2 separate regions of the Homo sapiens genome follow, and region 2 is linked to region 1. A link is an interaction called in ENCODE POLR2A ChIA-PET data of the cell type or tissue named here. Cell type or tissue: GM12878. All regions are shown on one strand.

Region 1 (5,000 bases):
GGCTTGAATTTTATTCGTGATATTGACAACATTTATCAGCATTTATCACTCTCCTGTGAGTGTGGGAAGAGCCTTCTTGGCAGGACTCACACGAAACAGATCTTTCTGCTTTGTTGAGCTTATGAGACCTCAAAAGGTTTCTAGAGGAGGAAACTGGACCTTCCTGAAATACCAAAAACAGCTGGAAAACAGGAGCACCTTGAGTCAGTCACACTGTATGACACTCCACATCAATCCTGCTTTCTTCCTAGGAACAAATGTTGTTTATTAATTATATTAGTTAAGGCCATGGCCAATTTGCACTTCGTGTTTCTGAAACAAAGCAAATATTTATCTCAATACATCTGTCAGAAGGGCAAGGGGACACACACAATAATAACCCAACACACATTCACCAAAAACACACTCTCGATTTATTTTCTTCAAAGATGCCTGGTTCTACTTTCAAAGCAAGGATGCAGGTAGGTTATCCCCACATGTGGCTAGCTGTTGGGAAGGAATTGCATATGCAATTTGGAGCTAAGAATTTCTTTCTTTGGGAGGGATATTGCATCTTTCATTATCTTATTTGCTCATCTGCAAAACAGTGCCATTGTAGTAAAACACTGTAGAACAGGACCATTCAAAGAGGTATTATGTGAAAACATAACTATTGGAAGCTAACTGTAAATTAAGAGAAAAGTAAGTCCTCTGGATTTCAAATATATCTTTATTTTTCAAACCTGAATATTGTAACTTTCCACAGAAAAATAAACACCTTGAATTTCAGTCCAAGAAAATCAATTACTTTGTGTTTGTCTTGGTATCTTTCTGTGTGTCTGTGTGTGTCTCTCTCTCTTTCTGTGGGCATCTTCCCTCTGTCTCTTTGCATGTCTATTTCTCCATGTGTGCCTTTCTCTCCTCTCTTTGTGTGTTTGTCTCCTTATGTCTGTCTGTCTGTCTCACACAGACACATGCATATACTCATTTTATCAGTAGTGTTCTTACCAGCGTTACTGGTGAAAGGATCTTGTGGTCTTGTTTCCTGTTGCAGTGTTATTCTTGAAGCGGGCTGCAGTCAGAATCTGAATTTCATTGGGCTATTATTATTTGCAGCTGTGTGACCTTTTTAACCCTGCTTTAAAAGTGACATTTCAGCCCTCAAGCTTGAAACGCCTGAATGCTACAAGGTTTTCAAACCAGAGATTTACACAGGGAACAAGACCAAGAGTGGGGCTGTACCTTATAAGTGAACATTTCACCAGAACTTGGCGTGAAGAGGGTGTGTTCCTGGGCAGTTTAGAGCCAGTAGTCTCCCCCAGAAGGCCTGAACTTGACACATAACACTGCGGTTAAATATTACTATTCTGTTCAAACCAGAAGAATATCCCTGTTCTTCAAAGATATTTGCCATCCCCTGGTATCCCAAAAGCTCAGAATCCTACAACCTGAATCACAGCCCCCTTTGGGATTGCGTCACACTTTATATTATGCTTAGAGGCTGTCAGAAGTTCCCTTCCAATGAGGCCCACTGCTCCCAGGAGGAAGGATTTCCAAACAGCTTTTGTCTCTGGAAACTAACCCGGGTCTTACTTCCCAGAGGGGGCCGTAACAGGAGAGAGTGCTGGGGGCTCACGTCCTCTCACGTACTTCTGCAGAGGTTTGTGGTTTTATTTATGTGGCGTTTATGCTGTGTATAGGAAAACATTCCAGTGGGATTGGGTTTTCATATGTTAGATTCCTCTTTCTTTCTTTTTTTTAAATTTTCCATATGTTTCTTTAGATAGGAGGTCTTTGTTCAAAGTTACTGGCTAATTCTGATTTTTGTTTCACATAATCCTGTCTTATAGCTTTCCTCTCTATGGGTTCAATAGTTCAGAACATACTTGGTAATAAGCACTTGTGTGAAGCATGAGAGGTGCAATGTTGAGTAAGTCGCTGAATGCGTATGAACCGCATTTAGGTCCTTGTCCCCTTGTTACCATGCAGTACAATATACTTTCTTGCAGAAGACATCACATCTCTAAAACAAAAGTTTATTTGACATGTGTGTGGTTAACAAAATACAAGTGTAGAGATTCTTAGGTTTTGAAGGAAATATTGAATGTAACCAAATAATTTAGCTTGTTTCTAATGGGACTAAACATATAACCTCAGAAAACATGCTGACTGGTGGCAAACTCTCTTCCTTTTTACCTGCTCTCACTGTGCACAAAAAGGAAAGAAAACAAAAAAGAAAAATTAGAACAAAACATAGCCAAGGTTTAGGTCGACCCTGTCATCTCTATTTTTCCAGAAAAGAAAGTATTTCATTGTCATTTAAAATAACTGCCCCCATGAACTCCTGAGAGAAAAGACTATGATAGCAACGAAATTCAGTGCAAAACTGGATCTATTCTTCATACTGGTGGAAAGCAGCTTGCCTTTTGGAAAATCTAAGAAAAAGGTCAGCAGTATAGTTTTCTCTTCTCCCTTTGTGCCCTACTACAGTAAAATTTGCCTCTTTAGAATTGGAACACGTTCCCAAATGGTACTACTCTGCCTCTAGATAGATACTTTTTAATGCAGTTTGAGTGCATTTGATTTTTAAACAATTTTCATGTAAAATAAATATCTTTAAATATTCTTAAGAGTCACAACTTTTTAGTCTAGTCTTAGTTTTCTTTTCACACATGCAGATGATTTTTATTGGATAATGTGGGGGGGGGGAGGTTTTGGATTTTTATTCTAGATAAGTATCTATATCTTCAGCAACAATATACATTTGGTCCACCCAATGTACGGGCTGAAGTCATACTCAAAACATCTGAAAATGTGTCTTTTTCTGCATGAATGTGAGCTACCACATGTGAGACTGCATCAAGCCCAGTGATGCCCAAGCCAGACCACTCTGCTTTCGGCGAAACCAGGAAGAGACTATTTCATCTTACTATTAACTCCTATGATTACCACTACTGACTTCCTCTTGAAAGACATTTGAGAATGATGGTATCATACTGGGTGCTTTTTTCCCACGACCCCAGCAGAAAGCTGGGGCATTCCCAGGTTGTATTCTAAAGTAGCCAGCAGTTGTGTTCTGAGCCTGAGACAGCTCACGATGTCCGTTGAACACAGGGTAAAAATATACCGAAGCCTTGATTCAGATTCCTCACACATTCTGCTTCAAATGTCAAGTGTGTGAACATTTGACAGTACTAGGAGGTCACTTAAAGGCCATGTTAAGGCAAAAATCTCATGCCATCTGAAGATTCTCTCATCATTCGAACAAGGTTCTCTTTCTAAATGTTAGCAAAAGGCACATTTCATCTGCCTGCCTAGAAAAGGCATCATTTCCTTGGGTGGCCCAGTAAGGGGATTTGGAAATACGTGAAACCAATTATTGTCTGCTATTATTAGAAGGGGGTCACCCTGGCATTTAGTGGGAAGGGGCCTGGGATATGGGATATTCTGCAATGCACAGAATGACTGGTTCTGTGCAACACTGGAGTCTCCTGATCTGATAGCCAATAGTGTGGCTTCTGCAAGAATAATTAGAGTATAAGTACCCACAACTGCCTCGCCCATGCCACCCAGTTTAGGGTAAAAGGCAGATTAAGAATAACACAACAGGATGAGTGAGACAATGAAAACAAAGACCACATACAGAAGAGGAGATGAAAGGAAGGGACTAAGTGCGTCCCCACCTCTTTATACTTTCCCAAGAGCTCTGAAAAACTCGGGCAAAGTTAAGCTTATGACAAGGCCAGATTCAATGCCAATTAAAACTTTATGAATATTCAAAAAAGTATGTGAAATTATCATTCCCTGTCAGTGTGAGGGAGGGCTGGGGTCTGTTGCCAACATTTAAGCTAAGCATAAGCATACCCTTGCAGGTTCAGTCCATAGAGGAGAGAGATGACTAAGCTGGTATCAATTAGGGTGGCTTTTTCTGGGTAAATTATCTGGTTTGGCCACCTACAGCTCCCACTGTCCAGATAACTTAACCTTTATCTACAGCAGTGTTGACTCAACAGTAGCAAAAGAAAGAGTTGCCCCAACATACAAATATATCTCCTACTCCAATGCCTTACCACTTGTGATAATTGCCTTGTTGATTTTCTATTATTACTGAGAGGACAGCTCCATCATAGAGAATGTGTTTTCCTTTCTTTTTTTATACTTAAATAGAAAACATCACAAGCTTCTAAATTCTGCTTTAACGTTGCTGGCACCATTAGCCCTCCGCTCACAGAATACTTATTAGGGAAACTTTTGCCTCTTAACCAGCTTCTCAGTAAGAAAGCTTAATCAGTCCAAAGGAGCAAAAATACACACACATATACATATTTTTTTCTTTTGGCCTGTTTTCTTATTGAGAAGTTTATATATAATATATATAAATATGTATATATATTCACACACTTTACAGGGATCCTTTCATCCTGATAAACAAGCTCAAGACTCAAAACTCATGCCTAGCTCGTATTGTACCATGAGGAGGATACTGATCTCATAAGGAAGCAACTACAAAACTCTTGGCCCACCTTTCTGCACAAGGTTCACCAGAATGAAGGATCATTAAATATGTTTAAAGTGCAGAAATAAGCCGTGTGGGGTTTTGCGGGGTTTGTTTGTTTGTCTGTTTGTTTTGAGACATGGTCTCTCTCTGTCACTCAGGCTGGAGTGATCACAGCTCACTGTGGCCTCAAACTCCAGGGCTCAAGGGACCCTCCCACCTCAGCCTCTCAAATAGTTGGGACACCACAGGTGTGCACCACCACACCCAGCTAATTTTTTACTTTTTGTAGAGATAGGGTCTCCCTGTGTTGCCCAGGCTGGTCTCAAACTCCCGGGCTCAAGCAATCCTGCTGCCTCATCTTCCCAAAGTGCTGGGATTATAGGTGTGAGCCACCATGCCCAGCTAATAAGCTGTGTTTTGGGGGATTCCTAGATTATTTCCATGGACTAGAAAAGTCCTTCATATCTTTCTCAACTTCCTACTAAACAAAGAATCACTCACTAAAGCCTGCAAATCCACTAAA
Region 2 (5,000 bases), 140 kb before region 1:
GGTAATAAGATCTTTTTTGGCCTTGTACAAGTAGAATCCACCTGAGACTTCCTCATCATCTATTCGCTAACAAATTGGCAGAAGTATTAGGAAATTTCACCTTGGCGTTTGGGTGAGTCTTTTCCATCAACATAGTTTATTTGGATTACAGGCTCTTCCTCAATTAAAACAATAAATCAGCCATTTTCATTTTCTTTTCACCTCTGGATATATGTTGTCCTTAATACTTTAAGTTGCAGTCAGAATGCTTGCTTGGTATGACGACATCATCCTGTCTTTCAGGTGTAGTTTCAGGGTCACACAGAACACTTGTGTCCGGAAGGTTGACTTCACAGCGCACCACAGACACATTCTGCTACTCAGGGGAGTGAGATCATGGGCTGGCATAAATTTATCACTCTTTTAAATGAACGGGGTTGAATTCTATCTACTAACCTTGATCAGGAGGCTAGTGATACTGGCTGTGTAAAACAAAACAAGACAAAATAAACAAGGGAAAACCACAGCGCATGTGGCCACTTTGTTCAGAAGGTGACACCACTGAATTTAGTCTGTGAAGGTCTTGTCACATGAAAGCCTAGAAATAGCTATGACCTAAACATGAGAGTAGAAGACAATCCGGTTAGAAATGAATGAACACATTCCATTGTGCTTGTATAGTGTTTAAAATCTATTTTGGGGCAAAAGGGGTATTGTAAATACTTTCCCTTGTTCATAACTATCATAACCCAAACTTTCTGGCTCTCAACATTTTCCAGTGACCCTGCATGCCTATAATTTTTTACACACCACCTGACCTGGCAAGAATTATGCTACCAGAGATGTGGATGCCCTGTGACCCCCACCCCCCAACCCCGAATCCCCAAGGCCAGCCAAGACTAGATTGGACCTTATGACTGATTCTAATCTGGATGTCTCAAGGGGCTGTCCTCGTCTCACTGCACAATTCCAAGGCCACTTGGTTCTGATGGCCCTTGGGAGATGCTGCCATATTAGGCCTGTGGAAATGGCCACATCATTCTAAAATTATTTTGGAAGTAGAGATTTAACATAACTTTTTGGATTAGCATTCAATTCCAAATTTGGGGCTGGGATTTAGGTAAAATTAATTTTAGGGACTTCTTATTGGGTTTGCGAAATGTTAATTCCAGCAAGTATTCCTTTATTCTTTAATACCGACTGGATCACAGACTGTGTCTTTTTTCCATTTGATTCTCTCTTTGGTAACAGTATTTCTAGGAAGACTTGGCTATCTGTATAGACAACTCCTGACTCTGAAGTGGTTGACTAGATAGGCTTATTACTGAATTCAGGTCAATTCGTGGCCGCCTCCTCTTTGACCGTAGCGGCTCTGGATGTCAATGAGAGGGTTAAAATGGGGCGAGCCTGAGGCCAGTTATGGAAAAGAGGAGGGAATAGGCATTTCCTGGATATACAGTTCCTAGTATCTCCACGAGGCCAAATATAATTTGTATCTAGAAACTTACCTTCTGCCTACCTTCACTACCTGAGAGAATTCCCTCCAGAGATAACGATGATCTTTTATTAGGCACCAGAGCGTGAAGATCTGGAGATGCTGAGACACAGCCTTAGAGGGTGTGCTTTCACAGGGAAAAGAAGCTCTATGATTCTTTAATCACAGAATTCCCTTTTAGCACTGTTCACTGAGACACTAGGTATGAGTGGCACCCCCCTCTTCCAAATGGATTTAGTTATAGAAGAAATAAAAGGACTTCCATATGGAAGAAATTAAAGGACCAGCCTGGGTAACATAGTGAGACCCTGCCTCTTTAAAAATAATAATAATAAAACAAGAACAAAGTGAAATAAATTCTAAAAAGTTTGGTTTGTTCTGAGTTTTTCTAGAAGAATCTATGAGACGACTGCAAAAATTGTTTCCCTTATCTATACAGATTAAATATATCCCCAGTTAAAATTGTACCGTTTTAAAAATTATTATTTTGAGAAGCTTCACTTCATCAAGTCTATTTTATTAAAATGATGCCCAAATTCTGCAGAGGCTTAGAAACCCATCAAATTTCATTTTTAAAAGTATGGCATGTAATGTATAGTATTTCAAATAATTTTCACATATTTTTTATAACAGAAAATGGGCAGAAGAGGCTCTGCCTCTTCCTTAATACACCCGAGGCTCAGAAAATACAACTAACCTAAGATCTCACCTTTGGCACATGACCAACATCCAGGTTGTCTGGCTCTGTGTTCAGTGCTATTTCCTATGAGCCTCTGCTCCCCACAAGACTTGGAAATGCCCTCTTGATTCTCAGGGTTTCCTTCATCGTCATCCTGGAGTAACAGAGGTGGGCTTATTTTATTTCATGAATGATAGTTTTATGTACATGACACATTTATTTTAGAGATGAGGGTCTTGCTATGTTGCCCAAGCTGGTCTCAAACTCCTGGCCTCAAGTGATCCTCCAGTCTCTGAAGTAGCTGGGAATACAGGCATGAGCCACCATGCCTAGCTCAAGAAGGGGGTTTATTTGTGTGGTTTTCTCACTGAAGAGGATGGTGCCTGTCTCAGTGTAGAATGACGGAAAAATAAACAGGCAGCAAACAATGTTCTCTTTTTAGCGCTCTCAAAGTCCACTCTAGTTATAACAGGCCAATAAAAGAGAAGACATTTGTCCAGCAGAAACATTTGCCAGTGAGGAACATTCCCTGTGAGATCCAGGTGTCTGCTTTGTTGGATGAATGGCAGATTTGGAAAGATCTTCTCTTCCAGATCCAAGCTATAGGCCATCTAGTGTAACCTTGGAGCCACGATGGCTGAGTTCAAACCCCACCTCTACTGTTTACTAGCTGCAGGCCTTTGAGCAAGTTCATAACTTCTCCATGCCTGCTTTCTTCAGCAGCAAAATGGGGACAATAATGATGATATCTGCCTCATAAGATGATTTAAAGGCTTAAATGAGTTAAATCTAAAGTGTTTAGAACAGGACTTGGCCATGTGCCCAATGAGAGTGGCTATTTTTATTTTCTTAACCAACGAATTCCTCAATTTCTTTATCTATAAAGTGAGAATGATAGAGCCTCTAACAAGAATCAAATTATATTCTGTTTTGGAAAGTTCTTTATAAATCATAAAATTCTCTGAGCATGTAACAAATGCCTGCTGTTAACTTGAAGAGAATATTGCAATGTCAGAACCATACCTAACCTCCTATTGCAAGTAATTTATTCTTTCTCATTAAATCGAGAAAGTAAGTCATTTATATTCAGATTGCTAGCCTGACTCCATTGGTAGCTTGTTATCCAGGAATCAAGGGGTTGGGGGTGTTGTCTAGCCAGGGGTGGGTGTTCACCCAAGGCCTAGTAGGCCTCCACCTCCCAGGGGAGGATCACAGAGATCATGCCTGCTGAGACGGGAGGCAAGTCCCAGCTGCGTGTGACTGTATCTGTGTATAGATCTGGAATCAGAGAGCCCTACTGGTCCCGCAGGATTACCTAGACAGAGCCAACAGGCAGCCTGGAGCCCTGAAAAGTGGGACAACTGTTTACTGTGTGGGTGGCTACTCAGGGGAGCCTATGGCAATACCAGGCCTGAAATCAGAGCAGCATCTGATAAGGAAGCAGATGTGTTGACTCAGGATTAAAAAAAAATAGATGAAACTGATTTTTCCAGAGTTTGAATAACATGTCATTTCTGAAAGGATCAGGAGGAGTGCAGTTGGTGCAAATGAGGGAAATTTTTAAAGCATCTCCTCCTTCTTCTCTAGCTCTGTCCCAGGTTGTATCATGGTCTCACCCAGTGGCACACACAGGGACACCAAGTTCTAATGGTCTTTAAGAAAGAAATGGAAGCCAAGCAGGACAGTTGTTTCCAACAACCTTTCCTGGCTCAGTGTACCCTCAGGACTGATAGTCCCCTCCAGCTCCCCTAGCTGAAGTTCTATCCAATTTTTCACATTCAGCATCAATGCCATCTCCTTCATTAAGCTTCCCTGCAACCCTCCACCTAGAAGCGATGTCTTCCTATCACGTTCTCATAAAGCTTTTCTCTGTGTACCTTTAATGCAGCGCTTTCAAAGTTTGCCTCATTTCATAATCAGTTATGTCAAATGTCTCTGCCCTACTAGCTTATAAGGAATGGCTTCCTGTCATCTCTGTGCCAATATGACACCACTATGACACCTATACTGCTGCTCAAAGGAGTCATTCAATAAATATTCATCATGTGAATAAATATTTGTTGGTGATAATTAACTTGAACCTAGAATTTCATGGCCTCCAAGAAAGGCTCTGATTTTTTAAAAATAGAGCGCTGCTCTTTTTCCCCCTCTATTATTCTTTAAGGTTGTTTCATAACATCTCCTGCTGGGACAGCTTCCAACTCTCATTATTGAATTATTAAGTGCTAGGAGAACAGCACCTTCTGTGAATAAGAACTGGGTGAAACTGTGAAGAAGGGAAGCCCCCATTGCTCTTAGTTTCAGAGGTGAGAACTGTAGATGTTATTTATGTGCTTCCTCCATCACAAACCAGTGTGATTCAAATGGTGGATTCTGGAATTCTGTTTTCTGCTCTCCTTTCCCTGTTCAGCCCCTCAGTCTTAGCCACTGTTAATAATGAACACACCCACAGTGGAATATAAGATGCACTAAAGAGAAAGTAGGATCCATAATTCCTATTTGGAACCTGAAACTGTCCTCAAACCAGTCCTCATACTTCTGACCTGTGTGCATTCATCAGTTGCACGGGTAAAAAAGAAATGGGAAATGGGTTGAGAAGGAGGGATCACAGATCAGGTTTTCGTTTCTACAATTTCAGATCAACATTATCATATAAACAATTAATGAGCAGTCTCCAGATGTTCTAAATTGCTCTTCCCTCCCAGGGATGTTGTTAAATACTCCCTAAGCTGGCTCTGCATAGCAAACAGACTTTCCATGGGGAAAATTCCAAGTTTAGCTCTCATGTACCTGGAATCCTTCTTGTGGATGATTTTTAGAAAGACTTCCAAGAATTCCAGGATCCTT

The links. Peaks named below come from ENCODE experiments on the same cell type or tissue, not always from the same donor. Only the 100,000 strongest peaks of a DNase experiment are listed, where the experiment ranks them.
Region 2: POLR2A ChIA-PET joins it to region 1 with 8 read pairs; 1 of 35 experiments calls an interaction of 5 or more read pairs at or near these places.

What each region holds. Positions count from the first base shown.
Region 1 is chr7:28,477,714-28,482,713 of GRCh38, reverse strand. The region is part of intron 1 of CREB5 (cAMP responsive element binding protein 5); the gene reads right to left. Among named protein-coding and RNA genes, the nearest start is that of CREB5, 68 kb to the right of the region's middle. In GM12878, no CTCF peak of the experiment used is centred here; DNase peaks (open chromatin) are centred at 1,093, 2,963 and 3,902; H3K27ac peaks cover 3,383 bases.
Region 2 is chr7:28,617,043-28,622,042 of GRCh38, reverse strand. The region is part of intron 5 of CREB5 (cAMP responsive element binding protein 5); the gene reads right to left. Among named protein-coding and RNA genes, the nearest start is that of CREB5, 210 kb to the right of the region's middle. In GM12878, no CTCF peak of the experiment used is centred here; a DNase peak (open chromatin) is centred at 452; H3K27ac peaks cover 890 bases.